6 separate regions of the Homo sapiens genome follow, and all the other regions are linked to region 3. A link is a loop called in an ENCODE intact Hi-C map of the cell type or tissue named here. Cell type or tissue: endothelial cell of umbilical vein. All regions are shown on one strand.

The links. Peaks named below come from ENCODE experiments on the same cell type or tissue, not always from the same donor. Only the 100,000 strongest peaks of a DNase experiment are listed, where the experiment ranks them.
Region 1: a loop joins it to region 3, with 5 times the contacts of the local background. A loop is called at or near these places in 108 of 110 quality-filtered maps.
Region 2: it touches region 3 in a loop (17-fold over the local background); 109 of 110 quality-filtered maps call a loop at or near these places.
Region 4: a loop joins it to region 3, with 3 times the contacts of the local background. A loop is called at or near these places in 107 of 110 quality-filtered maps.
Region 5: it touches region 3 in a loop (10-fold over the local background); 6 of 110 quality-filtered maps call a loop at or near these places.
Region 6: it touches region 3 in a loop (15-fold over the local background); 84 of 110 quality-filtered maps call a loop at or near these places.

The regions. Positions count from the first base shown.
Region 1 is chr11:76,805,641-76,810,640 of GRCh38, forward strand. No RefSeq gene overlaps it. Among named protein-coding and RNA genes, the nearest start is that of TSKU, 25 kb to the left of the region's middle. RefSeq lists enhancers at 1,725-1,774, 1,855-1,904, 4,826-4,915. In endothelial cell of umbilical vein, CTCF peaks have their summits at 1,944 (motif pointing right) and 4,741 (motif pointing right); DNase peaks (open chromatin) are centred at 1,981 and 4,781.
Region 2 is chr11:76,797,174-76,802,173 of GRCh38, forward strand. TSKU (tsukushi, small leucine rich proteoglycan) reads left to right here. Exons shown (of 2, transcript NM_015516.4): 2 at 1-971. Among named protein-coding and RNA genes, the nearest start is that of TSKU, 16 kb to the left of the region's middle. RefSeq lists a silencer at 2,006-2,265. In endothelial cell of umbilical vein, CTCF peaks have their summits at 2,247 (motif pointing left) and 2,447; a DNase peak (open chromatin) is centred at 2,248; H3K4me3 peaks cover 475 bases.
Region 3 is chr11:76,731,076-76,736,075 of GRCh38, forward strand. No RefSeq gene overlaps it. Among named protein-coding and RNA genes, the nearest start is that of TSKU-AS1, 49 kb to the right of the region's middle. RefSeq lists a silencer at 2,914-3,013. In endothelial cell of umbilical vein, no CTCF peak of the experiment used is centred here; a DNase peak (open chromatin) is centred at 3,026.
Region 4 is chr11:76,780,157-76,785,156 of GRCh38, forward strand. TSKU (tsukushi, small leucine rich proteoglycan) reads left to right here and starts at 3,200. Exons shown (of 2, transcript NM_015516.4): 1 at 3,200-3,248. TSKU-AS1 (TSKU antisense RNA 1) reads right to left here and starts at 2,906. Exons shown (of 2, transcript NR_120562.1): 1 at 2,847-2,906; 2 at 2,425-2,700. RefSeq lists enhancers at 2,437-2,626, 2,861-3,505 and a silencer at 3,057-3,146. In endothelial cell of umbilical vein, no CTCF peak of the experiment used is centred here; DNase peaks (open chromatin) are centred at 2,905, 3,945 and 4,375; H3K4me3 peaks cover 2,677 bases; H3K27ac peaks cover 1,485 bases; H3K27me3 peaks cover 164 bases.
Region 5 is chr11:76,836,152-76,841,151 of GRCh38, forward strand. No RefSeq gene overlaps it. Among named protein-coding and RNA genes, the nearest start is that of ACER3, 22 kb to the right of the region's middle. RefSeq lists an enhancer at 2,816-4,015. In endothelial cell of umbilical vein, a CTCF peak has its summit at 2,720 (motif pointing left); DNase peaks (open chromatin) are centred at 370 and 2,720.
Region 6 is chr11:76,917,259-76,922,258 of GRCh38, forward strand. The region is part of intron 1 of ACER3 (alkaline ceramidase 3); the gene reads left to right. Among named protein-coding and RNA genes, the nearest start is that of ACER3, 59 kb to the left of the region's middle. In endothelial cell of umbilical vein, CTCF peaks have their summits at 2,026 (motif pointing left), 2,791 (motif pointing right) and 2,994 (motif pointing left); DNase peaks (open chromatin) are centred at 1,983 and 2,783.

The DNA of each region.
Region 1 (5,000 bases), 75 kb after region 3:
CACCCACCAGCCTGATTAGCTCCCACTCATCCCTCCTACCTCAGCTGCCATGCCACCTCTTCTGGGAAGCCCTCCCTAACCACCTCCCCTCATCCTACGACAGGCAAAGTTAGACGTTCCTCCTCTGTGCCAGCCCAGTACCTGGTCTTGCCTTCAGAGTGATGCTCATCATATTTACTTTGTGTTTATTTTTCCAGCTTCCACTCATCCCCAGAGGCAGGAACTGTTCCTGCCTTGCTCCCCACAGGGTCCATATCACCTAGGCTGGTGCCCAGCACATAGTTGGTTGTCGATTCATATCTGTAGGATTAATAAATGGGTCTGTTATATCCGTTTTACTGATGGTGAAATGAAGGACCAGAGAGAGTAAGTGGCCTTTCCAAGGCTTCACAGCAAGCTTGTGGAAGAAACCACCAAGAAACCAGCTCTTGAGACTTCCAGCATTTGTTCCAGTTCCTCTGCAAGGGAAACCCCCATTCCCTGCTCTCTCTTTTTCCCCTCCTCACAGGCAGCAGGTATGTGCACAGACAGGCCTGGAGCTGGGCTAGGGTAGGAGTCCCCTGTGAGGCTCCACCTCTGCCTCTCCAGCTCCTTGGCCGGGACCCACTTCTGCTCCAACTCTTGCTGGCCATTAAGTCTGTGCCCCGCCTCACTCAGCCCGCCGCAGCCCCACTGCCTGTGGAGAGGTGAGTCCCACCTCTCTGAGCCTGCTCCCTTCCCCAGCCATAAGACGAATCAGCCTAGGAGATTCTGAGGCTCCTTCAGCCAGGAGGGCCTGTGATGCCCTGTGAAGACGGAAGAGGCTGGGGCCAGCTCCATGCTGCCTGCAGCGTGGCTCAAAGCACAAGCCTTCACCAAACATCAGAAAGGCCCAGAAATCTCATTTTTTCCCAAATGTTCCAGAATTTGACTTCAATGTCACATACTTTTAAAACTTCCCCGTGTGTGGGGAGAGGGTAGGGAGTCTTAGTTTTCAGTTTTTCAAAACAAGCAAATCCAGATGATCTTACTGCATAATCAGGTTTGGGCCACACTTTAAAGTTGACATGGATCTTCCATTTCATACCACACCTCATTTGCTCTGTGCAGCCTTCCTGTGAGGACAGCAGGGCAGGGCTTAGAATCAGCCCATTTCACAGTCAAGGAAAACGATGTCCAGACAGTAGGTGGCAGGGCCTGGGACTTACACTCAGAGGCCCTGTCCCAAATTATGTCTGCTTCCTGCTCTCCACAGAGTGATTTGAGTTGAAAGGAGAAAAAAAAGAAAGAAAAAGAAAGAAAGAAAGAAATTAAGGAAGGAGTGGGAAGGAAGGAAGGAAAGGAGAGGGAAGGGAGGGAAGGAGGGAAGGAAGGGAGGGAAGGAGGGAAGGAATGAAGGAAGGAAGGAAGGAAGGAAGGAAGGAAGGAAGGACAGAGAGAGAGAGAAGGAAGAAAAGAAAGAAGAAAAAAAGGTTGCGTATAATAACTTGATTGGTAGACCTGCCGGAGGAGCCTGCTTAGCCCTGGCAGGAGGCTAAGTCATTTGGTGGGAAGCCCTTTCTCTAGGGGATGGGGTGAGAGATGACAAGAATAATAAAACTCTGAGACAAAGCCAACAGCATGCTGAGTGACTCAAAGGATTAGGGCAGCCCAGGGAGTAGGCCCCTGGGTCTCAGCGTGCAGGATTTGTCCCCACATACACGTGAAAGCCATGTGTTTGGCAGAGACACCACAGTCCTAGCCATGGGGCATCCAGAGATGGACTAGAGCCAGCCCTGGCCCCAGTGGCTTTCCATCCCATGGGAGAGTCGAATGACTGCAATACAAGGTGAAAAGTGACTGCATAGGCAGGGCACGAGCTTGAGTTCCCATCTGACAAGAGGGGCAAACTAGGTGAAAACTTGCAAGAATGGAGTTGCGGGCGGAGTGTGTTGCAGGTCTCCAACTTGTCACGGAGTTTGTGCCCACCAGAGGGCGCTGCCTTAGACACTCCCGTTCCTTTCTCCGCCCGCCCATTGCTCCCTTTCTCCCTGCCCTGTGCCGGGCTTGTCGCTCTATACACAGGCCGGGGGTTAGAGGGGTCCCCACAAGAGGAAAGCGAAGGGCAAGCTCAGACGCAGAAGTCTGATGAGCAGCGGTTTTCAGCAGCCACCAAGGACTCCACTTTCACATCTTCCCCTCCGATAAAAGAACTTTCAACCTGGTGTTTTATAGAATTTAAAAAATAATGTTTATTCAGCAGGCCGGGCCTGGTGGCTCATGCCTGTAATCCCAGAACTTCTGGAGGCTGAGATGGGAGAATTGCTTTAGTCCAGGAGTTCGAGACCAGCCCGGACAACATAGTGAGACCCTGTCTCTAAAATAAATAAATAAATATTTTTTAAAAAGTAAAATAAAATTCAATAAATAGTTTAGAGGGTCTCCTGTGTCCAGACCCAAAGACAAGTACTGGGGAAAGAGCCATGACCACAGACCACCTTGGTCCCTGCTGTCATGGAGGTGGTCATCTACGGGGAGGGCCAACAGTAAATGGGTGCCTGGGCATCTAAGTAAGTGAGGAGATGGTGAATGCTACAAAGAGGGCAAATTGGAGCACAGTAGAGGTGACGGGGGTGCCGGCAGAGGTAACGCGGTTGGGTGCTACTCTCACGTTTGAGCTGAGACTTAAAAGAAGGGAGGAAGCCAACCCTGCGGGGACCTGAGGAACCTTTTCCAAGGGAGGAAATCTCGGTGCAAAGACCTCAAGGAGTGAGTGAGCTTGGCACACTCAGGAAGGACGCGAGGCTGGCCGGGGCTTGATGGGAGAATTGAGGGCAGCGAGGCTGGCTGGATAGACCACTGTCAGTGCTGCGGATTTTACTCCAGTCACAGCAGGAAGCCAATTAGAGGCCTTTAGACAGAGGTGACACAGGCTCTGGGGACACTTTACAAAGATTGCCCTGGCTGTGAGTGCCAGAGCAGAAGCAGAGAGATCCATTAGGAAGTCCTTGCCATAAACCAGGAAGGAGATGAGAGTGACTTGATGGTAGCAGTGGAGATAGGAAGAAATGTAGGAATTTGGGTCTGTTTTAAAATAAAAATAAAACTTGCCGATGAAATGACAGGTTATTCGGTGCCAGGCGCTGAGATGTACACTTTGTGTGTATTGACTTATTCATTCTCGCTATATATAAAGCTGTTTTACAGAGGAGAAAATGGAAGCTCAGGGAGGTTAAGTAATTTGCCCAAGGTCCCATAGCCGATAAGTGACAGATTCTACATTTTAAAAACGAGTCTGTCGATTCCAGAGCCCACAAACAGACTGCTCAATGCAGAGAATGGGAAGCAAAAGATTAGACATACAGAATCAGAAATGGAATCCCAGAGTGCTAGTCCAACAACTTTGACGCAGGCTTCAGCCCAGACCAGAGACTTGTCTCAACTGTTTGGTTGTTCTCTTGGCCAAGGACAGCTGCCCTGGGATCCAAAAGCTCATCAGAGAAAGCTCCCAAGAGCTCAAGTCTGCATTCTTCCCCTCCTTGGGTAACCCACTCATGGTCACCCAGCCAGTTTAAATCCTGGGTCCTCTGACCTTCCTGTCCAGGCCTCCTCCCTATCCCCACAGAGCCCGCTCAGCACAGGGTAAGACCAAGAACATCACGTGGCCACTGCTCACGTCAGATGAGAGCATGGCATATTCCCCTCCTGAGTTCTTGGCTTTTTAACACGGACCTCAGAGCTTTAACTAAAAGTATTTGACTATGCATCCAGGTGCTGTGGCTCATGCCTGTAATCCCAGCACTTTAGGAGACCGAGGCCAGTGGATCACTTGAGATCGGGAATTCAAGAGCAGCCTGGCCAACATGGTGAAACCCCATCTCTACTAAAAGAACAAAAAATACAAAAAAAAATAGCAAGCCTGTAATCCCAGCTATTTGGGAGACTGAGGCAGGAGAATTGCTTGAACCCAGGAGGCAGAGAGAGGCTGCAGTGAGCTGAGATCACACCACTGCACTCCAGCCTGGGCGACAGAGGGAGACTCCATCTCAAAAAATAAAAAATAAAAATAAAAAAAATTGGCCGGGCGCGGTGGCTCACGCCTGTAATCCCAGCACTTTGGGAGGCTGAGGCGGGCAGATCACAAGGTCAGGAGATCAAGACCATCCTGGCTAACACGGTGAAACCCCATCTCTACTAAAAATACAAAAAATTAGCCGGGTGTGGTGGTGGATGCCTGTAGTCCCAGCTACTCGGGAGGCTGAGGCAGGAGAATGGCATGAACCCGGGAGGCGGAGCTTGCAGTAAGCCGAGATCGCGCCACTGCACTCCAGCCTGGGCAACAGAACGAGACTCTGTCTCAAAAACAAACAAAAAAATTGATTATGTGGAGGCACCCAGGCATAAAGGTAGGTCAGCAGGGAAGGTATTTTGCTCCTCAAATTGGGGTGGCAGAGAGCTGGGGTACCTTGAATTCAATCATTCCTACCATGTTCAAGCTGCGTCACAGAAGCGTGGGACATGAACACTGTTTACAACCCATTTCTAACAAGCTCAGAGCCTGCTGAAAGAGTTACCAAGGTAATCAGCTGGAGCCCCCGTCACAGGGCCTGGCACACTGAGGGGTTCCTTCCTCCGCTCCCTGAGGCTGGGGTTCAGGGAGCACATCCCAGGACATGACGCCGTGTCGGTTTTGACTGGTCAGTACTGGTGCGATGCTAGTGTCAGTCCTTTGGCTTTCTCTGCCCGCTACATGTTAGGTCTAATCCATCCCAAGTTAGGATTGGGTCATTATTTCATTGGCACTCAGCAGGGGGCGCTGATAAAACAATTTAATTCAAAGTGTAGCCAGAAATTATGGAGGAAAAGAAACTAAAAGTAACAATCATAAAATGAGTAATTCCTGTCTACCTGAATGGCATGTAATGTTTCAAAGCAACTGGATGTCCCAGATATGTTTGATCTTCACAAAAACCTAGTGAGGAAGTTGCATTGTTAACACTGTCCGCTCTCCGCTCCCTGTAAAAATGAGGACAGAGAGGAAA
Region 2 (5,000 bases), 66 kb after region 3:
AACCTTAATGGTAGAAGGAATTGCAAAGAATCAAGTCCACCCTTCTCATGTGACAGATGGGGAAACTGAGGCCTTGAGAAGGAAAAAGGCTAATCTAAGTTCCTGCGGGCAGTGGCATGACTGGAGCACAGCCTCCTGCCTCCCAGCCCGGACCCAATGCACTTTCTTGTCTCCTCTAATAAGCCCCACCCTCCCCGCCTGGGCTCCCCTTGCTGCCCTTGCCTGTTCCCCATTAGCACAGGAGTAGCAGCAGCAGGACAGGCAAGAGCCTCACAAGTGGGACTCTGGGCCTCTGACCAGCTGTGCGGCATGGGCTAAGTCACTCTGCCCTTCGGAGCCTCTGGAAGCTTAGGGCACATTGGTTCCAGCCTAGCCAGTTTCTCACCCTGGGTTGGGGTCCCCCAGCATCCAGACTGGAAACCTACCCATTTTCCCCTGAGCATCCTCTAGATGCTGCCCCAAGGAGTTGCTGCAGTTCTGGAGCCTCATCTGGCTGGGATCTCCAAGGGGCCTCCTGGATTCAGTCCCCACTGGCCCTGAGCACGACAGCCCTTCTTACCCTCCCAGGAATGCCGTGAAAGGAGACAAGGTCTGCCCGACCCATGTCTATGCTCTACCCCCAGGGTAGCATCTCAGCTTCCGAACCCTGGGCTGTTTCCTTAGTCTTCATTTTATAAAAGTTGTTGCCTTTTTAACGGAGTGTCACTTTCAACCGGCCTCCCCTACCCCTGCTGGCCGGGGATGGAGACATGTCATTTGTAAAAGCAGAAAAAGGTTGCATTTGTTCACTTTTGTAATATTGTCCTGGGCCTGTGTTGGGGTGTTGGGGGAAGCTGGGCATCAGTGGCCACATGGGCATCAGGGGCTGGCCCCACAGAGACCCCACAGGGCAGTGAGCTCTGTCTTCCCCCACCTGCCTAGCCCATCATCTATCTAACCGGTCCTTGATTTAATAAACACTATAAAAAGTTCTTTGCTTTACTCAGCCAGTGTCCACTGGCAATCCCTGGGCTGGGCTCTGGGGCCACAAAGATGAATCAGGTTAGGCCCTGCCCTGGGCAGCTTGTTCTCCCTGAAAAGCCTGATAATCTCAGGATTTGGGGAGTAAGGTGACGTGAAGGAGGGAGTTCCTGCACCCTGTTCACCTCTCATCTCCCGTGGCCCTACCCCACTGTTCCTGCCACCCCAGCTCCAGCCATAGCCATGAGCATGCAGGCCCTTGCACACCTGTTCTCTTGCTCAGGCGTTACTGTGGGACCTTGCCCTTGCCCTCACCCCTGTCTCTCAACCTCCTTCCTATCCAGTAGACCTAGTTCTTGCCCGCCCGCAGAAGCTTCCTTGGCCCCTTCCACCTCCCTCCTCTGAACTGCAACAGTATTTTGTTCTTCCTTGGTGCTTCAGCTGCTATGGTACCCCAGCTCCTGTTTGCACACTTCCACTGACAGAGATCACACTTGGAGCTCATCTGGGTGGCTCTGCTGTCACCAAGTTCTTCCTTCTAACTGGCCAGTCTACAGGGAATGTCTACCATCATCACCAATGACAGGTTTTTCCTGATCCCTACTCTGTGCCCAGAACATTCAGGCCATATGCACTGGTGGGAGCTTGCCCATCTTGTAATCAGGCCTCCCCAGGGAGAAGTATCAGCTTGAGGCCCTGGGTCCGAGGCTGGCACCCAGCGGTCAAGGTAGGAAAGAGCTGAGGCTTGGCGCCGGGCGGTGTGGAGGAGAGGGAGGTCAGGGTGAGACCCCGGGCCCCCACAGTCCTCCTGTTTGTTCTCCACTTCCCCTACATTTCCTGGGACAGGAGAGGATTCAGATGGAGGTAGGGATCACGGTACTTTCACCCAATGGGTCCGGGTCTTCCCAAGTCCCCGCTTGTGGAAGGAGTCCTTGCGGGAGGGCCATGGAACAAAAAGGCCTTAAAGACAGGGCCAAAGCGTGCGGAGGGCAGCGAAGGGAAGGAGGGGGCTTCTGCGGCAATCAGTTCTGGAGCAGGTCACCTCCGCCCGAGCTGCAGCTTCCTCCTCTGCAAAACGGGGCAGGGTGAAGGCCCAGTGAGAGCATGGGCGCGGATGCCATCACGCTGGGCGGGCTCGTCCTTCCCGTGGGGAACCTGCCCTGCACCCCGCAGCCCTGGCCTCCTGCCAGCCATAAGGAGAGCGGAAGCCCCGGCGGGCCTCGCCGACCCGGGAGTCCGCGCGGCCCCTCCCTGCCCGTGCGGAGGCTCCCGGCCCGCAGCGCCACCTCGTGCTCACGCATGGCCAGACACCCCAGATCCCAGCGGGGCCAAGAGCCAGGACCGGGGCGGCTGGAGGCCAAAGTGGGCTGCGCTGTTTGCTTTATGCGGCCAGTCCCTTCCCGCCCACCAGACTACCCTCGCCCTGCCGGACTCCGCCCTCCAGGAACCCTGGCGCCCAGGGCGAGGGCTTCGAATCTTACACAATCAGGAAAATTCGTGCAAAGAATCCGTTTTGGAATTCACAGAAAAGGGTTGAAATCTTGGGGTCATCACTAACCAATTGTGTGATTTTTGGCCAGGTCACTTTACTTCTCTGAGCCTGGAAAATAGGGATGAAAATATCTCCCTCAAGGCCGGGCACGATGGCTCCTGCCTGTAATCCCAGCACTTTGGGAGGCTGAGGCAGGAGGATCGCTTGAGCTCAGGAATTCAAGACTAAGACCAGCCTGGGCAACATAATTTAAAAATCTAAAAATTAACCGGGCATGGTGACGCCTGTAGTCCCAGCTACTTGGGAGGCTGAAGTGGGAGGATAGCTTGAGCCTGGGAGGTTGGATGACAGAGTTAGACCCTGTTTAAAAAAAAAAAAAAAAAAAGCAAAGAGAGAAAAATAAAAATAAAAGAAAGACAAAAAAGAAAGAGAAACAAACAAAGAAAGAGAAAATACCTCCCTGAGCCTGGGAGGTTGAGGCTGCCGTGAGCCGAGATTCTACCACTGCACTCCAGCCTGAGTGACAGAGCTAGACCCTGGAAAAAAAAAAGAACGAAGGAAGGGAGGGAGGGAGAGAGAAAGGAAGAAAAGAAAGAAAGAGCAAAAAAGGAAGAAGGAAAGAAGGAAAGAAGGAAGGGAGGGAGGGAGGGAGGGAGGGAGGGAAAATATCTCCCTCCACAGGACTGTGTGTAGAAGAAATGAAGTAACATTTGTAGAGAACCAAGTACGGTGCCTGGCACAAAATGGCAGCCTCTAAGTGCTCTTTCCCGCCCTCATCCAACCATGGAGTTATGAAGTAGATTACAGAGCCATGTAGTCTGAGTCTGTTTTTTATAACTCGCACTCAGAACTGAAGAATTTTGTAAAGTTCTGGGACTGTAGAATCACAGAACGACACCCGGTAATCCACAGGGTCATGGAGTAGGTACTCACCGTCAGCTGTGGCCCAGCTCACCACCATGGGTCAGCAGGGTCACCAGCCTCTTTATGCCTTTCACAGTAATGCAGCGGCCAGCTATGGCTATGTGTTCCTCATGCTTTGTGTACATGCCATCATCTCCTCACAACTGCACCAGGTGTTTTTGTCACCATACAGATGAGGAAACCAGCATAGGCCAGGCTTTATCTGTCAGGTGGCAATTCTCACATTCTTCCTTGTCCTACCCCAGGGGCCGGGCCAGCTGTGTAAATCCCATGAATCAGAGAGGGTAGAGGTGCACTGATAAACCAAAAAGCACTGGGATTCCATTTATTTTTTATTTTCAAATAAGTTGCAGAAGTTATGCAGTTCTACATAGCTCCGATCAGACTGTGGATTCTAGATCTTAGAGTATAAAAAGCCAAAGGTCAAAGTCAAAGTCCTTTCTCTCCTGGCCCCTTTTCACGGATGGGGAATCTGAGGCCCAGAGACGAGTAAGTTCCCATGGTCCATGGCCAGGATTCTGTGCTTCAGAACGGCCTATGTAATTTGTGGGACCCAGTATAAAATGAAAATGTGGGGCCCCTTGTTCAAAGTTATTAGGATTTCAAGATGACAAGAACAGAGCATTAAACCAAGCACAGGGTCTTTCTATGGTTTCACTGCCCATGAAGCCAGCCCTGCTGCCATTTGATCATCTCATTTCTAGAGGAGGGGCAAACACCCAGACAGTGTTGGTCAGGATGGCAGAAGAGAGTAGGTGTGGATTTGTGTGTAATCCAATCCCTCTGTAGTTCAGGGAGCCAGTTAGACTCTTCCAAATGCAGGAATGTCCCTCTGTCGTTATCACACAACCCCCTGGTTTCCCCACCTTGCCATGGCCAAAAGGCTTTCAGAGGGAAAAGGCAGCTAAAGAGGTGGATTCTACCACCCAGCTGCCACCAAACCAGCTCATGGGCTGTTTCTCTGGACTGCCAGGAATATGGGGGGGCAGAGGCCTGCCCCTTGCTCACTTTATGTGCTTACAGAATTTAAAGTCCACCAGCGCTAAAGCCCACTCATACCTAATCTCCACCAAGGGCACTGTCTATGACAACAGAGGTCATCATAGGCTAATAGGACCTTGCCCATCAATGTTCAGTGTTCCTTGTTGGCTAACGTTCACCAGGGTGCAAATGTTGGTTGATATATAATGTTTATCATATGAATGACAGCTTCCACCAATGACCAATATCCACAAAGGGAAAATGTCTGTTGGAGGCAGTGTCTGCTGTATATCAGTGCCCAGTGTTCACTGGTAGCTAATTGCAATTATACTTGCTCTGTGCATCAATACCCAATGTCAGTCCATAGCTCGGCTTCTAACGACAGCAAATGTCTATCCAGTTAAGTCACATGCCCTGTGTTTATTCTTCTCTTTATTTATTTAAGTACTAGTGGTTCTGTCTACAGGGATTATTGTGTTTGTTGAGCTTGGAGGGAAATTCCCCCTGTGTTTATTCTTTAGTTCCCAAACCTATTTATTATTTTCTTTTGCATATCCATTAGATAGTCAAAGTGTTCTGAACTGGAGGTACAAACACATTCATGTTTCTTTTTGTCTCCCTTCCCTCCCTCCCTCCCTCCCTC
Region 3 (5,000 bases):
TGTGCAAGTCATGTGACGTACATCCTAGAAGCATCTTATCTCTTTGAATTCCTGGGGAGAGCAGCAGAGTATGGTGTTATGCTCTAGTTATCTGATGATGGGAAACTACCTCAAACTTAAAGGCTTAGCACATTGACTATTGTTGATTTCGCTCATGAATCTACAATTTGGGCAGGGATTGACAAGGAAGCTTTGTCTCTATGCCATACAGCATCAGCTGGGGCCACTTCTCCAAAGCAACTTGTAGAGTGCAGGGCCTGGCTAGGACCAGGAGGCAAGTCCCAGGAATTGGGGGGAAGGCCAGCCACCAGCTCCTAGGTCCTGGCAGAGACTGAGTCACAGACAGAGGGCCATTGCTCTGGTGAGTGTTACCAGGAGACAGGACTGTCCTGGCTGGTGGGGTATTAAAGGCCCATCAAGGGTGTTAAAGGCCACTCCGTCTGTTCCCCAGGAAAATGGAAGTCCTTCACCGTGGAAGGAGTTTTAAGTGGCCTCCATGCCACCACTGAGACAGGACAGCAGGTCCCTGTGGTATCTCCACTCAAGCTTGCACACGTCCACTGCTGAGCCATTCACTGCTCCCTGCTGTGGAGCGCTCAGCCTGCAGGCTTCTATCCTTGGAGTTGGGAAACCAGCCTCATTCCAACCTCCACACTCTGGTCGCTGTTCTGAGCTCTTTGCCCACAGGAAAAGCCTGCCCCGCTCCCGTTGTCAGCCCCAGGTAGTCAGGCAGCAGCAACAAACATACAACACAAGTAAATCACACCCACAGAGCCTTTGCAAACACCCAGTTCATGTCTCATTTAGGACTGTCCCAGGTGCTTTGCACTCATTCAGTTGCCACACTCCTATGAACGGGACAGGCCTTCCCTGTCTTGCTCATCACTGGGTCCCCAGGACCCTGCCTGGCATATATTAGATATACAATAAGTATATGTTGAATTATTAACCCCATTTGGTGGATGAGAGAACCAAGGCACAGAGGGGTTATTGCTTGCCGAAGATCACACAGCTCTGAAGTGGCAGAGCTGGGATTTAGAGCCAGGCACTCTAGCTCCAAAATTCATGCCTTCAACTCCAATATGTTCTGCTTTTTAATTAACATAATGTCAGTCAGGCGTGGTGGCTCATGCCTGTAATCCCAGCACTTTGGGAGGCCGAGGCGGGCGAATCACCTGAGGTCATAAGTTTGAGACCAGCCTGGCCAACGTGGTGAAACCCCGTCTCTACTAAAAATACAAAAATTAGCCAGGTGTGGTGGTGGGCACATGTAATCCCAGCTATTCAGGAGGCTGAGGCAGGAGAATTGCTTGAACCCAGGAGGCGGAGGTTGCAGTGAGCCAAGATCATGCCATTGCACTCCAGCCTGGGTGACAGAGCGAGACTCCATATCAAAAAATAGAAATAAAAAATAAAAATAGTGTCAACCATTTCCCCAACTTTTCTTTTTACTGGAAAGCATTTCCAAACTTTTTTCTTACATAGGTAATAACAATGACATGACATAAGTAGCACTTGTCTATGGCCCTGGAATATAGTCTCATCTCACTGGAGCCTCATTAGAACCTCTACAGCGTAAGGCTCAGACGAACAATGGCCTTTCCTGCCCTGTTCATTGCTGTACCCCCAAAGCCAAGCCTAGTGCATAGTATATACACAATAAATACATGCTGAATTAGTTAACTTTACAGATGAGGAACTGGGATTCAGAGAGCTGATTCTTGCTCAGGGTGACAGAATCAGTAAATGACAGAGCCCTGATTTGAAACTGGTCACTCTGTCCCCAAAGACTATTTCTACTGCATCATGCTCCTTGGCCTTTCTGGGTTTCAGTTCCTCACCAGTTAAATGGGAATCCCAAGGCTCCTTAGAGTGTCTGTCATGACAAAGGATATAATGGAAGTGAAGGTGCTCTGCCAAGAGGAAAGGGACACATGGGTTGGGGGAGGTCTTTCTTGTTTCTTTCACTGAGGCCTCTGCAGGGCCTAGTGCAGGGGAGGAGCTGGGGATGCTGCAGTGAGAGAGAGGATGATGCCTACAGGACATGAGTAAAATTGAGATGGATGGATGGACAGATGGATGGATGAGTGGATGTAGGGATGGCAGATGGATGGATGGGCAGGTGGGTGGATAGATGAAAGGACAAATGGGTGTATGGATGGATGGATAGATAGATGGGTAGATGGACAGATAGTGTCTTAGTTCATTTTGTGCTGCTATAGCAGAATATCACAGACTAGGTAATTTAGAATGAACAGAAATTTATTTGGTTCATGGTTCTGGAGGCTGAAAAGTGCAAGACTGAGGGGCCGGCATCTGGTGAGGGACTTCTTGCTGCAGCACAACATGGTGGAAGGCATCTCATGGCAAGAAAGAGCATGCAGGTGAGAGAGAGGCAAAAGGGGGCCAAACTCATTCTTTTATAAGGAACTCATAATAACAACCCATTCCCATGATAATGGCATTAATTCATTCATGAGGGCAGAGCCCCCATGAGCTAAGGCCTCATCTTGTTAAGGCCTCACCTCCCAATATCTCCACATTGAGGATCAAATTTCCAACATACAGACTTTGGGGGACACATTCGAACCATAGTAGATGGAAAACTAGATGGGTGGATGGAAGGCAGATGGATCGGTAGGTGGATAAGCGAATGCAAGGATGATGATGGATGGATGTGAAATAGACATTACTGTCCAGTGTGGTCTCAGGCTGGTATTTTTTATTTTTATTTTTATTATACTTTAAGTTTTAGGGTACATGTGCACAACGTGCAGGTTTGTTACATATGTATACATGTGCCATGTTGGTATGCTGCACCCATTAACTCATCATTTAACATTAGGTATATCTCCTAATGCTATCCCTCCCCCCTCCCCCCTCCCCCCACCCCACGACTGGCCCTGGTGTGTGATGTTCCCCTTCCTGTGTCCATGTGTTCTCAGTGTTCAATTCTCATCAGGCTGGTATTTTAGTCTTTATCCAGCAGAGGGCACCAAGGCTCCAATAATTGGCCTACGCTGGAGTTTCTTGGCAGTAGAAAGCTGCCTGCAGGAGAGCACACCTGGAGTCAGAACCAGGCCCAGCCTGCAGCTTGTGGGCAGCTCAGGCAGGTGATAGGCTCAGGACACAAAGGACCAAGTTAGGGTCCTGGGGTGCAGGGGCATAAAAAACACAGGCTTAGGGTGTGGTGGCTCACACCTGTAATCCCAGCACTTTGGGAAGCCGGGGCAGGCAGATCACTTGAGGCCAGGAGCTCAAGGCCAGCCTGGCCAACATGGTGAAACCCCATCTTTACTAAAAATACAAAAATTAGCCGGGTGTGGTGGCATGCACCTGCAATCCCAGCTACTCAGGAGGCTGAGGCAGGAGAATTGCTTGAACCCGGGAGGCAGAGTTTGCAGTGAGTGGAGAATGCAACACTGCATTCCAGCCTGGGCGACAGAGTGAGAATCCATCTAAAAAAAAAAAAAAAGCACGGGCTTAGGGACAGACCCTGGCATCTCCCTCCTGGAATGGGGCCTCAGGGGCCCCATTTTCCCCTTTGAGGAAATAGGTGCACCTTCTGGGCTTGTGGTGAGGATGAAATTAGATGCTCGAGAGGGAAAGTTTGGTATGCTGGGGGCCCCTGACACAGGTGAGGTATCTGAGGCTGAGAGGCCTGCATGACTTATTCTAGGCCACCCAGTAAGTGCGAGATAAGAGGTAAAGACAGCCTCTGAAGCTCCAAATGAGATTTCTATAAAAATAGAGAAAATTCTATTAGAGTAAAAGTGGTTCCTGGGGAATCAAGACAATTTGTGGGGTCAGGGGGGCTGCTCTGAGGCTGGAGACGATTGTTGGAGACCCTGGGAGGCTGAGTTACATCCTGAGCCTGTCCTGCCACCTGGGGTGGATACTAAATATGCACTTAGCACCCGACCAGGAGCCCCAGGTGCAAGCCGGTAGTGTGGGAAATTATCATTTTAACGTGAACTTGACTTGCACCTCCCACAGTGACTGGATGTGAATTTGCCATCTTAACAGAGTGTTTCAGGAGGCTGAGTTTTTCCTTTGGGGTTTATTTTATGTGTTGCTGTCACTCCTGGTCCCTGCCAGGGATTTATCACAGGGACCAAGCCTGTTTTGAATTGCTTCAGAATGAGCTTGTCGGCAGGCAGCATCCTGTAAAAGAAGCCAGGCCCAGTTCCAGACAGCTTCAAACAGAGAAAGAATAAGCAGAGAAAGCCAATCTCAGGTTTCCCAGAAGCAAGTGGCTGTGCTGAGCAGAGGGAGGGTCCAGCCCAGAGCACGAAACAGCGGACTAGCATTGGGTAGAGAGCTGGTCCCCTGGCTTGGTGAGGGCCAGCCTGGAGACTGGTAGAGGGACCCAAATTTGGGAGGGAGATAGTACTTTCAGTTTGCCCTTTTTGTTCTCATAAGGCAGCATTCAGAACTTGCCGCGGCACTGCAGGCCAGTATAGCCTTGAGCAGGACAGACCCACTGTGGTCTAAACCCACTCCTGGTGGGGCTGCCGCCTGAGACCACCTTTGTGTTTCAGCTGCCCCCAATGTAGTGCACCCAGAGTGAGTTAACACCCTCTGCCACCTGGAGGGTTTGCCTCCTCCACCTGAAGCACATGGCCCCAGCTCCCTGTCCTGGGCTCAAACGTGGTCTTTGCATTCATCCCTGATGAAGTTCCCCTGAGAGCATTCTGCTCATTAGTCCAACTTGTTGAGTCTCACACCTTCATGCATCTGTGGGCTCAACATTTTCTGATCTCCTGGTCTGTGCCAGCTCTGTTTTTGATACTGGTGAGACAAAAGAGACTGCTATAACCTGATGGGAAAGGCAGAGGTTTGCAACCTCGTGGAGGGTACGAGGCACAACAGGAGGTGCGAACAACCGGCTTTGGAAGGGGATCCTGTGGTCTGGCAATTCCTATCCTCACTATCCTCACGCATGGTGCAGGTTGATGAGCTCGCCCTCTGCGACCTTATCGCAATCTCCAGCTACGTGG
Region 4 (5,000 bases), 49 kb after region 3:
AAGGAAACTGAGGCTTAGGGGAGAAAATGACTTACCCAAAGTCCACAGTTAGCCAGGGATAGAGGAGTGATGGTTTGCACCTGGGATCCTTAGATTCCCAGGCCTTTCTGCTACACCACCTCTGCTCTTTGTGGAGATTAAAAGGCAACAGAAAGAGCACTGGAGCCCTAAATGTTGTGCCAGCTCCGCAGAGAACATGCTATGTAACCCCAGACAGATCTCTTGCCCTTTCTGGGCCGCACCACTATCCATCTAGTGTGGTTGTTTGGATTAAATCATGATCTTAAAAGTATCCAGCACAGTCCCTGACATGTCACAGTGGCCAAGATGATCACAAGAAGGGGAAGAGAACGGTGAAAATGATGGTGCTTATATACAAAGGACATGGCAATATCACAGATGGAGAGGCCAACTTCGCCAGAGAGAGGACTCCCTGGGGGCGAAGACACTGAACAGACATGAAGAATGGAGAAGGTCCACCTCCCTTCCCTTACTTCTAGGTGACTAGGGGACTAAAACTTGGGATGTGTAAGAGGGGGTGGCCAGAACTGATGCTGGAGAGTTAAGGTGAGGTGGGGGCATATCACATAGGCCTTGAATGCCACACCAAGCAGTTTGGCTTTTGCCATTGAAAGGTTTTAAGCAGGCAAGTGTCATGATCCATTCTGCAGATCTGCAGTTTAGAAAGGGCACTCTTGCTGGAATGTGGACAGCAGACAGAAGAGGAGAGTCTAGAGGCACAGAGACTCTCAACTGGAGGCACAGTGATGAGGGGAGGTGGGTAAAGTTCATGGAGATCCACCAGCTGAAGCCCCTCAAGGCCACCTCTCCCTAAGGGGAGGTCAAGGGAAATGATGAATGTGAAAGTGCTCAGAAACTGCTGCCAGCTACCAGCCAGTGTGAAGGGTTGTTGATTACTTTTATGTTAAATGTGAGGCCTGGAGCCTCCAGCCCAGCTGGCTAGAACCTGCACACACAGTGCAGTGGGAGTTAGCTTCCCTGAGTTCCCGGGCAGTTGGGTATTTTCATCTCCAGTTCTCAGATGCTGAACTTGAGACTCGCTAAACAATTCCACATGGAGGAGAGGATGGAAATCGTTAGTCTAGGGCAAGGGGAGGGGGGCGCCATTCCTTCAAAAGAATGTCCCTATGGGAGGGGAGGAAGCAGGAGGAATATAAGCTAGACAAGCCAGGGAGTCCAGAGGTCATTCCCGGGCACCCTCCCCTCCCAAGCCTGCTGGGCTTTCCAGTCTCTACCCCAGTCCCTGACGGAAGACATTTAGCAACCACACAAAGGAGCTTCCTGTGAGCCAGACTAATGCTTTACCTAAATTACCTTGTTTATTCCTCACAATAGCCTCTTCTACAGTTGCAGACACTGAGTCTCAGAGAGGTTAGGTAACTTGCCTAAAGTTACCCAGAGCTGGTAAGTGGCAGGGCTGGAACCTGAATCCTGACCAAGCTTGGCCCTCACCCGATGCTGATTGCAGGTCTCTCTCCCATCTAGGCCAGGAGCCTTTAGAGAGGGGAGGGAATGGGAGGGTGGGAAATGGGAGGGGCCCGACTCCTCTCTATGGGTCCCAGGGGTTGTGGAGTTGAATCCCTGCAGCCCTTTTAAGCCCAACAGTGAGGAAGACACTGGATACCAAAGGGCCCATGGTGCCATCCCAAAGACTGATAAGGAGTGTGAGCTGGATGATCACAGAAGGACTCCTAGTTCTGAAAGCTGGGATTCTAATCAGGAGAGGACAATGAATGGAGAGGAGAGACGGGAGTTCTCCCTGCTTCCACACATATGAGACCAGGCTCCTAGCCTTTTCTCTGCACATTCCTAACTGGCAGGGTCCACAGGTGTCAACCCAAGTGCATCCCCAAGACCACACAATGGCTCTGAGTGCAGAAAGGACCTGCAAGACCAGTTTGTTTTCTGGGCAGCAGATGATTTTGCTGGCCTGAGGCCTGGGGCAGTGGTCTCCACTCCTACCTCACCACCTCTCTAGTGTCTTCCTTCTTCCCCAAGTAGACCGGCATGCATGCACACACAGGCCCAAGCAACTCCTTTTTTTTTTTTTTTTTTTAATGAATAAGAAAAAGTAATAAGGAAAGAAGCAGCAAGCAGACTGGGTGTGTTAACAAGTCTGGGCCACTGCAGGAGGTACATTGCCCAATTTCTGCACCCCGAGGCCCTCCAAAGTCTAGGAGAAGCTCCTGGGAGGTCCAGGGCCCAAGACCAAAGCCTCTATCAACTCTCCCACCTGTGAACTGCCCCTCTCCCAAGGTAGGCATTGTCGGGGTGTGTAGACTGGGAGCCACCCACACACCTGACTCTCCCCTCCTAGGAAATGCGTCCACCAGGTCATTTCTCCTGCAAACCCTCATTTTAAAGTGTCTTGGATGCTTTCCTGCCCTTTTTTTTTTTTTTTAACATAAAGAGGGGTGAGAGCCCAAGAGCTACAGCAGGGGGAATAGACTGAAACTGCTGCCTACTCACACGCCAGTTTCCCTTCTTAGAACTCTAACCAGAAGCCAATGGTTTCCTCCTAAAAGAAAAACTCAATCTGTTGACTTTCTCTCTCCTCTCCTGCCAGCTTTTCTGCCCGAGCCGGGCTCTCTCTTCTCTGTGGGTTCGTCTTTCAGCCAGTCTTTCTCTGCTTCAGATTCTTGGTTTCTTGCTCCCGGTAGTCCCTGAACCTCTTTCACTCTTTAAAAAAAAATGGGGAGGGGCGGTGAACAAGCAAAGAGGAAGCCCTCACCCACCCACCAAATCTCTTTCTTACTAGCAACTAATTCCCTCTCTCTTTCCACACACACAGTCATACACACACATACACATACACAGGCACGTACTCCGGCGACCTCCAGATGTTCCCGACAGTGCGGCCATCTGCTTAGATTGCTGGGGCGCGCAGGGGGAGGGGGCAGGGATCCGGGATGCAGGAAGCTGTGAGCGAGGCCAACTAGAGGGGGCGGGAGCAGCGCACTTTTGAGACGCTCCCTAGAGTGGAACCCGGGCTCGGCTCAGGCTCCGCGGGCGGGGCGCGCGCCGAGAGAGGCTGGCACTTTGGCGACACTCCCTGAGCCGCCCCGCGGCCGGCCCGAGCCGCCACCCGGCGCCCGGCAGGGGGGAGCCTGGCTGCGGGCGGGGACCGGGGGGCGGGCCGCGCCGCGCGGAGAAAAGCGCTGGCCGGAGGGCCCGCGGCCGGGCCGCCGGGGTGAGCGTGCCGAGGCGGCTGTGGCGCAGGCTTCCAGGTGAGTGCAGTTCCCCGGGCGGGGCGAGAGTCCGCGCTGCGGTTGAAGATCCCAAGTCCCCGATCCTAGCCTCGCGGCCCCTTCGGAGGGCGGGCTGGGGACGCCGGGCGCAGGGGCGGGGCTGGGTCCCGCCGAGGCCCCTCAACTTTCGTCGGACGCCTAGGGCTGGGCGGGAGTGGGGAACGCCGACCCAGGGGAGAGGTCTTGCGGGAGACAAAGGCTACGCCCAGGGGCCGTGTGGGTCTTTGTGCGGACACGTGCATCTCACGTTTGTGGGTCTTTGTGGATTTGCGGTCGGGGACGCGCCGCTGTCGGTGCCTTTGTGTGTCCGTGGCTTTGCGCGGCTGCTTTGCGCCCGTGTCCACGTTTGCGGGCCTGCGCTTGGCTGTGGGCGTCGGTGGGCGCATCGCGTGTCTCCGCGTACGTGGTCGGTGCCTGCCGACGTGTCTGGGCTGGGTGTCCGCAGAGGGTGTGCGCACCGAGAGCCCAACGCCGCCCCACCCCCCCGCTCCCCCGCCGTCCCCTCGGGCCCACGACTTGGCTCCAAACTTTTCTCCCGGTTCCTCGGGCAACAGCCCCAGTCCTCCCCACCGCTACCCGGCCGGGGGCGCAGACAGCCCTCCCCCTCCCCCTCCTGAGGTCCCAGGACAGCAAGGGGCTGCGACGGGATTGGTGGTCGGGGGATCGGCAGCGCCTGGGGACTGGCTGGGCAGGGGCTGGGCGGAGCGTGCGGACTCCCCCTCAGACCCCGGCTGGGAGGAAGAGGCGAGCGGTGGGTCCCAGGCTCCGGCCCTGGGCTGGGGAGAGGAAGGGACAGGGCGGCTGGCGTTGCCCTCCCCGCGCTTCTTGGAAAGAGTGTGATCCAGAGTTGCGTCTGTTTGGTAGGGAGACAGGCTCCGCTTTGAGACCCACTCTCCGTTTGCAGCCCGCCCCCGGGGTAGGGGGCCAACCCTCGGACCCGGTAGGGGAGAGGGGGACTGCCAGTCCAGATCTGGGCATGCCCGAGGCGCCGGCTCACAGGACCCGGAGCTGGGCTGGGGGCCGTGGGAGCCTCACATACACAGGTTTCAACTGGGACGGCCACTGGCCCCTGTGCGGCGCTGGCAAGTTGCTCAGCTTCGCGGAGTCGCGGTCACTCTGGCACGGACAGGGCGAGAACTCCCTCGCGGCTCGGGGCGTGCGGTGGGAATAACCCGCGCCTCTGGAGCCGGGCGGAGAGCAGCGCCAGCCCACACTTGGCCTGGCGAGGAGGTGACTCAAGACCTTCGATTCTTCTTTCATCTTTGTGCGCCCTGCCCTTCGGATAAGTCTAGACTTGCAGTGCCTGGGGCTGACCGGAGGTGGGGGGGGGGGGGTGCTCAGAGCTGCAGGAGCCTGCTGGGCTTTTGAGCCTAAGTCGCAAAGATAACCGTAAACACCCTCCTCCCCACTGCTCACTCCAGTCTTTAACCTAGAACTTTGTCGGATGCTGCAGACATGATGGAAGGGCACAGGCCGCTAACCTGGGAAAGAAACAACTGTGGGCATTTTCCTTTCCCTCTCCGGCCTCAGTTTCCCTTCTGGAAGGGGAGGTATTGATAGCCTCTTCTGTTCTGGCTGACTGCTTCAGATCCCAGAACCCAGAAACACTTTGATGTTTAACCTACACCTCCATTCTGACCTGACCTATTCCGAGGCACTACTTTGCTCCCCAGGAAGGCTGCAATGCAACCGCCACCGGGCTTCCACCTACCCTTCCTCCAACACCAGGAA
Region 5 (5,000 bases), 110 kb after region 3:
AAGAGGGAGGTGGGATCACACGGGGGCATGGCATGGAATTTAGAGAGCAACAGAGAGTCACCGATGGGATGTAAGCAGGTGGCAATATCTACATATGCAGTGAGGGAGTGAATGCAAGAAAGACCTAGATGGCTCCCACAGAGACACCTGGTATAGGAGGCAAAACGCCATCTTTGGAGGGTTCCTGTAATTAGTCAGTATGACCTTGGACTAATCACTTTACCCTCCAGAGACTGTGGCTTTAAGATTAAATGAGATAATGCATGTCAAGCTGCTGGCATAGTACCCAGACCTAATCCTCAGGCAACAAATGTTACTTCCTTTTTCCCTTCTCCCCACTGGCCTGTGAGCTTGCCAAGCACAGGATCTTTGTTAATGGTGCCTGAATCTGCCCACACCCTCAGCACCAGGCACAGAGCCCAGTGAACAAACAATAAACATATGCGGACTCTTGAGGTTGCCTTTGCAATATTTCACATATCTGTTCCTTCAGTTTCATCCTTTCTGCCAGAAACCTCCCTCAGAGCATCATCTTCTCTCATGGAAGCTATGCCAACGGCCACCTACTGGTAGTCCCCTTCAGGGAAGGGCTTGTTCCCTTCCAGCTGTCCTGAGCATGGTATGAGATTTGTCTTTGTAAAACACAGCTCAGACCATGCCTCTGTCCTGCTCGGAAGGCTTTGTGACCCCTGCGACTGGCCCTCTTCACCGCTGCTCTTTAGGCTGGTGTTTGAGGCTCACTACAGTCCACCCCTGGCTGTCCTTGCTATGTTCTCTCTCTCTGTCCCCCTCTAACCCTCTGCCCCACACCCCCCAAGCCACAGTTCCTTAGGCTTTGACATCATTGTGCCTCTGCTCACAATGTTCCCCTGCCTGGAGCAGCCTCCCGTGAGTATCACACACCCCATATTCCAAGGTCCTTCCTGCACCTAAATTTTCACAGCACTTCACATTCCTGCTCCCTGTGCACTTGCTGCTTTGAACCTTGTGTTTACCTGCGCGCATGACGGAGCGGGCACTCAGTAAACGTGATAACGAATGCATGTCCTCACTGTAAGGGCAGGGACATGTCTACATGTCTCCTCCATCTCTGAACCTCTCATCTCTCTCACATACCTATGTTTTCTTGAACACAGCAGGAACATAACACATATTTGAGAGACGCATCAGTCACCTCGTCTTGTCTGTTCTAATTTGTAAAGGTGTTTTGAATGAGTCTCCTATTTCCCTTAAGCCAGGCCACATCAACTTTCACTTGGACTGTGACAACAGCCTCTTAACAGTCTCCCCTCTTTCCATCTAAGCCCCACACAGATGACCAGAGCCATTTTTCTAAAATGAAAATCGGGTCATGTCTTTCCTCTGCTGACAACCTGTCATGAGTTCCCCAGTGCCACAAGAAAAAGCCTCAGCCTCCCTCTACAGCCTGATATCTTTTGTTTCCCCTCTTCCCCATCTCCCCCGAGGCACCTCCTTGCATTCCTCCTGAACTACCTATAATGCCACAGTAGCCCTACACTGTTTCAGACCTCTCTGTCTAGGAAACTACTGCTTCCTTTTCTTCAAATGAAACCCCCTCCTCCACTCCCTGCTCCCATCATCTGACAAGCAGGTGTCCATGCCTCCCAACCCAGTTCTGATGAAAACTTGCTCTGTGAAGGAGGAGATGGCTGACCCAGGAAGAGAAACCCGCACTAACCACACATTCACCCGATAAATGTTATTGGGCATTCTCTATGCTCCAGACACTCCCTTTAGGCAGTGCTTGTATGGTCAGGTTGCTATGGTTGCAGCCATCCCCCATATGGATATGAATGGGGTTCAAACCTGCCTCATTTCCAAGTCTGGGAGCCCTGAGGTCAGGGGCTACCATGACTCTCATCACTGAGTCCTCACACAGTGCCAGCCTGTGGGAGAACTGAAAATGAACCCCATTGTATACAGGGGAGAGGGAGGGAGGAGGTCAAGTGAGAACCAGAGTGGGACAGCTGCCAAGGTCCCACCCAGGCTGACAGGATCTCTCACATCTTATCTTACAGCCCAGGATCCTATTGATCACTAGCAAAAAGATAATTCAGCTTCTGCTGTTCTGAGGCTCCTGTGCCCTGGCTTCCATTCTCAGTGGCAAAATCCTCGGGAAATTCCCTACAACCCCCAAATTGTTGGATCAATGAACAGGTTATACAGGCTGCTGACAGCCCAGCACAGTGCAAAATGCATCTTTGTTACCATCAGGGTGGCAGGAAATAAGTTCTGGCCCTGGCTTCAAATGTGCAAACTCAATGTGTCTGTTCTTCTCTTTAAAAAAGCTTTGCCGGTGGCTGCTTTGTGCTTGGCACTGGGGACAAAGGGATAAACTAGACCGGAATCCTGCCCTGGAGAAGCGCCCCGTCTGGGGAAGCAGGCCAGTGTGTTCAAAGACACTGCCCTGAATGAGAAAGTCACTGCATGGCTAAGTCCCAAAGAGCAAGTCTCCAAATTTCCTTTTTTTAACTATTTAAAAGAAGTAAATGGAGATTTTCACTGGATGGGATAGCTTGAACAACTTTTTAAGATTTCTAGCTGCCTTTAGCTGACTGGTCTTTACTTTATCTTCAGGATAGTATTTTGAGGAATGCTCACTGGGCTCAGTTTGTGCTTGGTTCCCAGCTGCTGCAACTAGAGGGACCTGGAGTAGACAGAAGGGACCCTCTGCTAGGAGCGGGGAGTCAGTACCAGCAGACAATGGCTCCATCCAGCGGGCAGAGGGAGACTGGAGGTACAAGGGGACACACTGGGGTCAGAAGGGAGAAGACTGAGGGACAGAGAGAGAGGGGAGTTTGCTGGGGAGTGGCAGAGAGCAGGAAAGCCTTAGGGACAGAGGGGGAAATGCAGGGGCCGGAAAAGAATATGTCTAGAAGAATCCTTAATATTCCAGAACGTATTATTCTAATGTAGATATATTCTTGAAGAATACATTCTTACTCCTGAATAAGACTATATCAGTGATGTTTCCTTTTCTTAAACATATTCATGAATAACATGTTCATAAATACATTCTGGAATGTTTATATTCTAATGACTTCATTCTTCTCACATCCTTTGGTCTCGTCTTCTCTCTGCCCCTCACTCTTTCCTCCCTGCTGCTCACTCTCCCCCCTCCCACTCTCAGCCTCCCCTTCCCTTTGACCCTCAGTCTCCTCATTTTGCAGTCAGGCAGTGGCTGGGAATGGAGTGTCCTAAAGGCTTCCTCATTTGCATTTCTCATGCCTGCACTAAGACTCTAGTAGCCAGGGTTCCTCAAGCTTCTTCCTCTAGTTCTGTGTTCCTTCCCCTTGGTGTCTCCAGCATGCTAGCCCCGGGCTCCAAAGGTGTGTGTCCTAAGAATATATTGCCTTTGGTGACTTAGCCTCATTAGTCATAGAGTGTCACTTCCACAGGATCTCCCAGATCAAAGGGCAGTGAACACAGACTCCACTTCTCAAAGGAGGAGGATCAGTTTCACACTGGGACTGGCATAGGCTGGTGCAGCCATCTTTGGAAAATACCATCTTCCTCAAGTGAATATTTAAAACCAGGTATCTGCTGTTTGCTGAATATGAATCTAAAATAAAATAATACAAAAAAAAGGTGAAAGTAAGAGTAAAGAAAGAGTTATACCTGGCAAGTATCAAGCAAAAGAATGCTGGTATAGTAATTATTTTAATATTAGACAAAAGAGGTTTTAAGGATAGAGCATTACCAGGATTAAAGAGGGTCCCTAGGTATGATAAAATGTTCAAGTCAACGGAAGGATAAAACGATTCTGAATCAATACACACCCAATAGCATGTGTATATACTCACGTATATACATATACATGACAGAACACACACAGATACAGACCTGGTCGGTGCTTACTCATTCTTCCAGACTCAACACAGATCTCCAACAAACCTCCCCTCCTCTTCCAGGCGGAGTTACGATCCTTGCTCCAGGCATGTCCACTCTTTCTTCCTTCTAATAGCCCTGATCTTACTGAACACCAGACTCTAGGTCATTTTTTCTACAAGTAAATCACAGAAAGCCAGCTGGCCAAATGAAGAATTCCTCAAACCATCACTTTGCTGAATGGTTAATATCTTAGAAGCTAATTCACCAAAAGCCAAGTCATTCCAAGTTAATTCTCTAAATTTGCTTATGTCTTTTTCAACTATTATATAATTCACAGCAGTTGGTATTCGATGGGATAGGTTTTTCAAATTGTTGTAATAAAATTAAGTAGGTAAAAATACTTACAAAGTAGGTAAAAAGTATAAAGAATGATACAACAAAACGCATGCACCCAAAACCAGTTTTTTGAAGTGAACATTACTGTTACCTTTGGAACCTCCTCGGTGTTCCGCCCTGAGGAACACCCCACCCTATCACCTTCCTTCTCACCCCAGAGATAACCATTCTTCTGAATTTTCTGTGTTTTATTCCCTTGCTGTTCTTCATAGTTTTACCACATATTTTTATCCTCAAAGTGCTTTTTTTAGTTTTTCATGTTTCCTAACTTTAGGTTAAAGGAAGTGGAGAGTATGTATTTTTCTGTGACTCACTTTTTTCTTTTTTAAAAACATTATTTATATAAATTACTTTAATCGTGGCTCAAGTGATTCCAATGCCTCAGCCTCCCAAAGTGCTGGGATTACAGGAGTGAGCCTCACTTTTTTCATTCAACATTATGTTCCAGAGACTCATTCTTGTTGATGCCTAGACTTTTCATTCATTCATTTTCTTGTCTACATAGTATTGTGTTTTATGAATACATTACAATTTATCCATTGAGTGAAGGGACACTTAAATGGCTCCAGGGTTCCAGCATTGCACAGAGCATGGCTAGGAACATCCTTTTTTTTTTTTTTTTTTTTGAGACAGGGTCTTGCTCTGTTGCCCAGGCTGGAGTGCAGTGGCATGATCATGGCTCACTGTAGCCTATATCTCCTGGGCTCAAACAATCTTCCCACCACAGCCTCCTGAATAGCTGGGACCACAGG
Region 6 (5,000 bases), 190 kb after region 3:
AGGAAATGTTTCTGGGCAATATTGGTGGTTTAAAAATATTTTTAGTAATACTTACATGCAATAAAGTGAATGTGTAATGTATATTTTTAAAAATAATGTGAAAAAACTAATTTTCATAAATTAAATATTTTTCTAAACTATTATATATATCCCAAAGAAAATAGAATGACTTAGGGCAGCCACGGTGGCTCATGCCTGTAATCCCAGCACTTTGGGGGGCTGAGGTGGGAGGATCATTTCAGCTTAGGGGTTCGAGACCAGCCTGAGCAACATAAGAAGACCTCGTCAGTACAAAAAAACCAAAATATATATAATTGGCCAGGCGCAGTGGCTCATGCCTGTAATCTAAGCACTTTGGGAGGCCAAGGTGGGAGGATTGCTTGAGTCAAGTAGTTCAAGACCAGCATGAACAACATAGGGATACCTTGTCTCTACAGAAAAATTTTTTTTTAATTAGCCAGGAGTGGTGGCATATGCCTTTAGTCCCAGCTACACAGGAGGCTGAGGTGGGAGGATCACTTGAGCCCAAAAGGTCGAGGCTGCAGTAAGCCATGATTGTGCCACTGAACTCACTCTGTGCAACAGAGAGAGACCCTGTCTCAAAAAAAAAAAAAAAAGAAAGAAAAGAAAAGAAAATAGAATGACTCTTGTAGTAATAAAAATCCCACATTCCTGCATATCTTTTTATCTGTCAGAAGCATAGCTTAAGTGTTATCTTCTTACTGAAACCCATCTTGGATTCTCTCCCTCCCGCTAAGTGTATTGGTTTTTTTGCCTTCTTTGTTCCTATCACTCTCTTTTGCTAGTTGTTTACCTGTCTGTCTTTCCTGCTACACTTATATATACTTTTTCAGGATAGGTACCAAAGTTATTCACTTGTTAATTTTTCTTCTAGCTCCCAACTTAGTGCCTTGCATGTAGAAAATACTTGATAAATGTTTGTCAAATTGAATTACATTTGTGTTTATCATTTTTTAAAGTAAGACACACTTGGTTTCCTGTTTTTTTTTTCTTCTGATATCTATCTTAATTTAAAGCTACTGGAAGGAGTCCCTTGTACTGTAATATGCATTTATATGATGGTTATTATTATTATTTTTTTCTTTAAGCTTAGCGTGAACCAGTGTACCCTATAACTTTCTTTGTTACTGGCCTGGATTAGAAGACAAACCTTCTCCCTTGTGATAACTGTTCTTGAGCTGGTGCAAGTACCAACACAATTCCCAGGTTGCACCTATTTTTGTTCGTTTTTTACTTTTTATTTATATCATAAGTAGTTATGTGGGGTTTTTTTTCAACTTTTATTTTAAATTCAAGAGTACATGTGCAAGTTCACTATATAGATATTAATTCTTAACACAGCAAGATTGTGGAAGTTCTTATATAATATTCTATGGATCTTTCTCATATCAAATAATCTTTATATGTGTTATTTGGTCATATTTATTATTTATATCATATTCAATTATTTAAATAATGTAAATATAATTGTTTTTACCCATTTTGCAAGTTAGGAAACTAAGGCTTAAGCATAAATAAGTTGCCTAAGTTCACACAGCTAGAAGGTGGTAGTAGATAAGAACACAGTAATGCCTACTCTAAATTGTGAAGATGAATTTAGATGATCTCCCTATCTACATCCATCTCTGAAGTCTCTGAAGCTCTGGGAATGTTTAACATTATTTGAAGATCTGCATAATCAGTAAAATATTTGGCAAAATGAACTTGCATTGGGGAAAAGTGCTGGGTTGCTTTCAGGCTCAAACCAGTTACAGCTTTCATCAAGCTAATTTGCTGACTGGGCAGGACGGCTTTTCACAGTGGAAGTGAAGCAATATAGATCACTTTTTCAGCTTCACTAGATTTTAATGCTTCTATTTATTTATCTTTAGCTCTGGGTGATGGTTTTACAGTTGTAAATACAACCGAGCTCTAAATTGTTTATCCAGTCACCTCAGGGTTTTATGTATTCAGCCAAATGTTGGAAAACCGTTTAGATTGTGGAGCACACTGGCTCCACCTACTGTCCTATGAGAAAACACTTTCCTACTGTATCTTCATTCACAATTCTCTTAAATTGTACCCTTTTGCACATGTGCTTTTCCCCAAACTTTGTTTCTCATATTTTTGATATTTGAGTTTCCGTTTACCTTGCTGAAAGATAAATTTACCTATTAAGAAATCGTGAAATTACTGTAACGTCAGTCTTGCCTGTAATTTATATTATAAGGAGAATGTGTTTGGGGGTATAAAAATATCATAGTTTTCAAAAATCTAAATCTATATCAAAATAAGACTTTCCTTCCAGAAAAAAAGTGTTCAAAATATTTTAGTACACTATTGTGTGGTGTATGAATGAATATCTCGCTTTTATTTCCAGAACAGAAATTTTTTAATTGAATTTTCTGGAAGCAGTTAACCTCAAATCCAATTAAACTCTTAGTAGAAGTAATTTTATTTTCTACCATTCATCTTTTTAATACTTTAGTTTTCAGTTATAAAGACAATATAGCAACATTGTAGAAAATATGGAAAAAGGGGGAAATCCATTATTTAACCTGCTTAAATGTTTATTCTTAATTTCTTGGTTAGGGAACCCTCACCAACTATAGTTTTACCAAGTCATGATTGATGAAAACATAGTTTTATAATTGTGGTCGTTATCAATTTATTACTTCTTAGCTCTGAGTTCAACATTCATTGCATGGTTGGTGAAAATAGACCTGAGCCCTTTGAATATTTTCCTTTGACAACTGGCTGGATGTTAAATTTTGTCAATAGAGGGCGCCAGAGAGACATTGCAAGAGGAAGAGATTTTCCTTCCTGGTTCTGGTGTGCTGGCTTGGCAACTTCTCTGGCGCCAGCTCTTGCAGTCCAAGTGGCTTAATAGCTTCTGGCTCCTACAGTGCTGAGGCTTCCCCAGTGCCCACCTCTTAAAGCTTGGTCAGCTTCTGGTGCCAGGCTATTGCAGAACGTGGCTGTCAGCAGCACCTAGTGGTCAGTAGCATCCCCTGCCCACCTACCTCTCCGCTCTATGGGATTAGCTTTAGCTGGCACCCTAGAGGGCAGAGTTCTGACAAGTTCTGAACAGTAGATTTCAGCAAGCTCTATGGGTATAGCACCACAGCAACTTCTCGGCTATTCAGTGAACCATGGTCATGCCTTCTCCAGCAAGGTCTGCATCTCAGCCTTGGGGAAACCTCTTTTTTAATGCTCTATCTCAGCCTTAGGGGTAGTGGCTGCTCCTTACCTCTGATATTCCTTTATTCTGTAGAGTTTTCTTTACTTGTGACTAGCCTGTCTCTCCTTACTCTTATAAGTTAATAATTCTCTATTCAAATTACTCTGGTTTATCTTTTCTGATTGAACTCTTGACTTTTTTTTTTTTTTTTTTAACAGACAGAGTCTTGCTCTGTCACCCAGGCTGCAGTGCAGTGGTGTGATCATGGCTCACTGCAGCCTCAGCCTCCCAGGCTCAAGCGATCCTCCCACCTCAGCCTTCTGAGCAGCTAAGACCACGGGCAAGTGCCACTATGCCTGGCTAATTTTAAAAAATTTTTTGTAGAGATGGGTTCTCCTTATGTTGCCCAGGCTGGTGTCGAACTCCTGGGCTCAAGCAATCCTCCCCCCTTGGCTTTCCAAAGTGCTGGGATTATAGCCATGATCCACAATGCCTGGGCTGAAACCATTTTTTTACCCAAAGTTTTAAGTCCACGATCATTTTATGTGCATTATTTTGCTTAGTAAAATTAAATTAGCTAACATGTATAGCTATATAAGCTAAATTGCTTATTTACAAAGCAATTACATATCTATTATTCTTTAAATCAGCTTTTTAAAAGTAACCTTTTATTCTTTTTTCCTGACTTTACAGTCTTACCTGATTTATCAATTTTTTGCCTTTGTGGTTAATCCTTTTCATGTCCTACTGAAAAAAATCATTGCCTCTCCAAGGTGATAAAGATGTTCTCCCATATTTTCTTCTGAAGGTTTTATTGTGTTACCTTTTACATTTAGATCTATAGTACCTCTGGAATTTATTTTTAATTAAAACAAATTTTTAATTGTTTATCGAATTGGGCAGCCCTTGAACCAGAATGGGTTCAGAGAAGCTCCCATCTGGAATTTATTTTTGTGTAAGGAGTGTGAACCTGGGATCCAGATTAATTTTTTTCCTATATAAATATGCAGTTGATCCAGTATCTGTATTGAAAAGACCATCCTTTCCTTAATACACTGCAGGCTTATGTTTGTCATAAATCAGGTGCTCGTAAATGTTAGTATGTTCTTATAATCTTACCTGTTCTATTTAACCTTGTTAGTCGGCCTTGATATCTAGTAGTGTAAATACTCCAGGTTTGTTGTTACTCAAGATTGTCTTGGCTCTTCTTAGCCTTTTGTATTTCATATAAAGTTAAGAGTCAGCTTTTTAATTTGTACCCAAAACCATTTGGGATTTTTATTAGTATTATGTCTTATATGTCTTTGTCAGATTTATTCCTAGATATGTGATGTGTTTTGATGCTATTGCAAATTATATCTGTAACACCAAAACTGCAGTTACGTGTTCAGATTGTCAATCTGACCCAGGAATCCTTCAGATATTTGAAGATAGCAGTCATTCCATTCCTTATATGTTGTGTTTTATTTATTTAGTATATTATGCCTTTATATGAGTCTCTACTCTGAATGCTTTAGTATTTCTGTTTTGTTTAGGGTGCCACAAATAGATAAACATCCCAATGAGAAGCTGAATTAAAGCAGAGAAAAGTAGGAGGACCACTATCTAGCTCTTTCCATTTTTACCTCTGAATACTAGTATATTGAGATTTTCCTCCCAGAATAGCCTACTGTCATCTTTCTGTCTTTGGAACTTTCTGTCAGGGTTGTCCTTACTCTCTCTAACAAGCCTATATTTGTGGTTTGCAATTCTTCATTCTAATTTGTAAAACTTGTGCATTGTCCTTAAATGAGTTTCATATAGTTTGTAAGACCCTCCT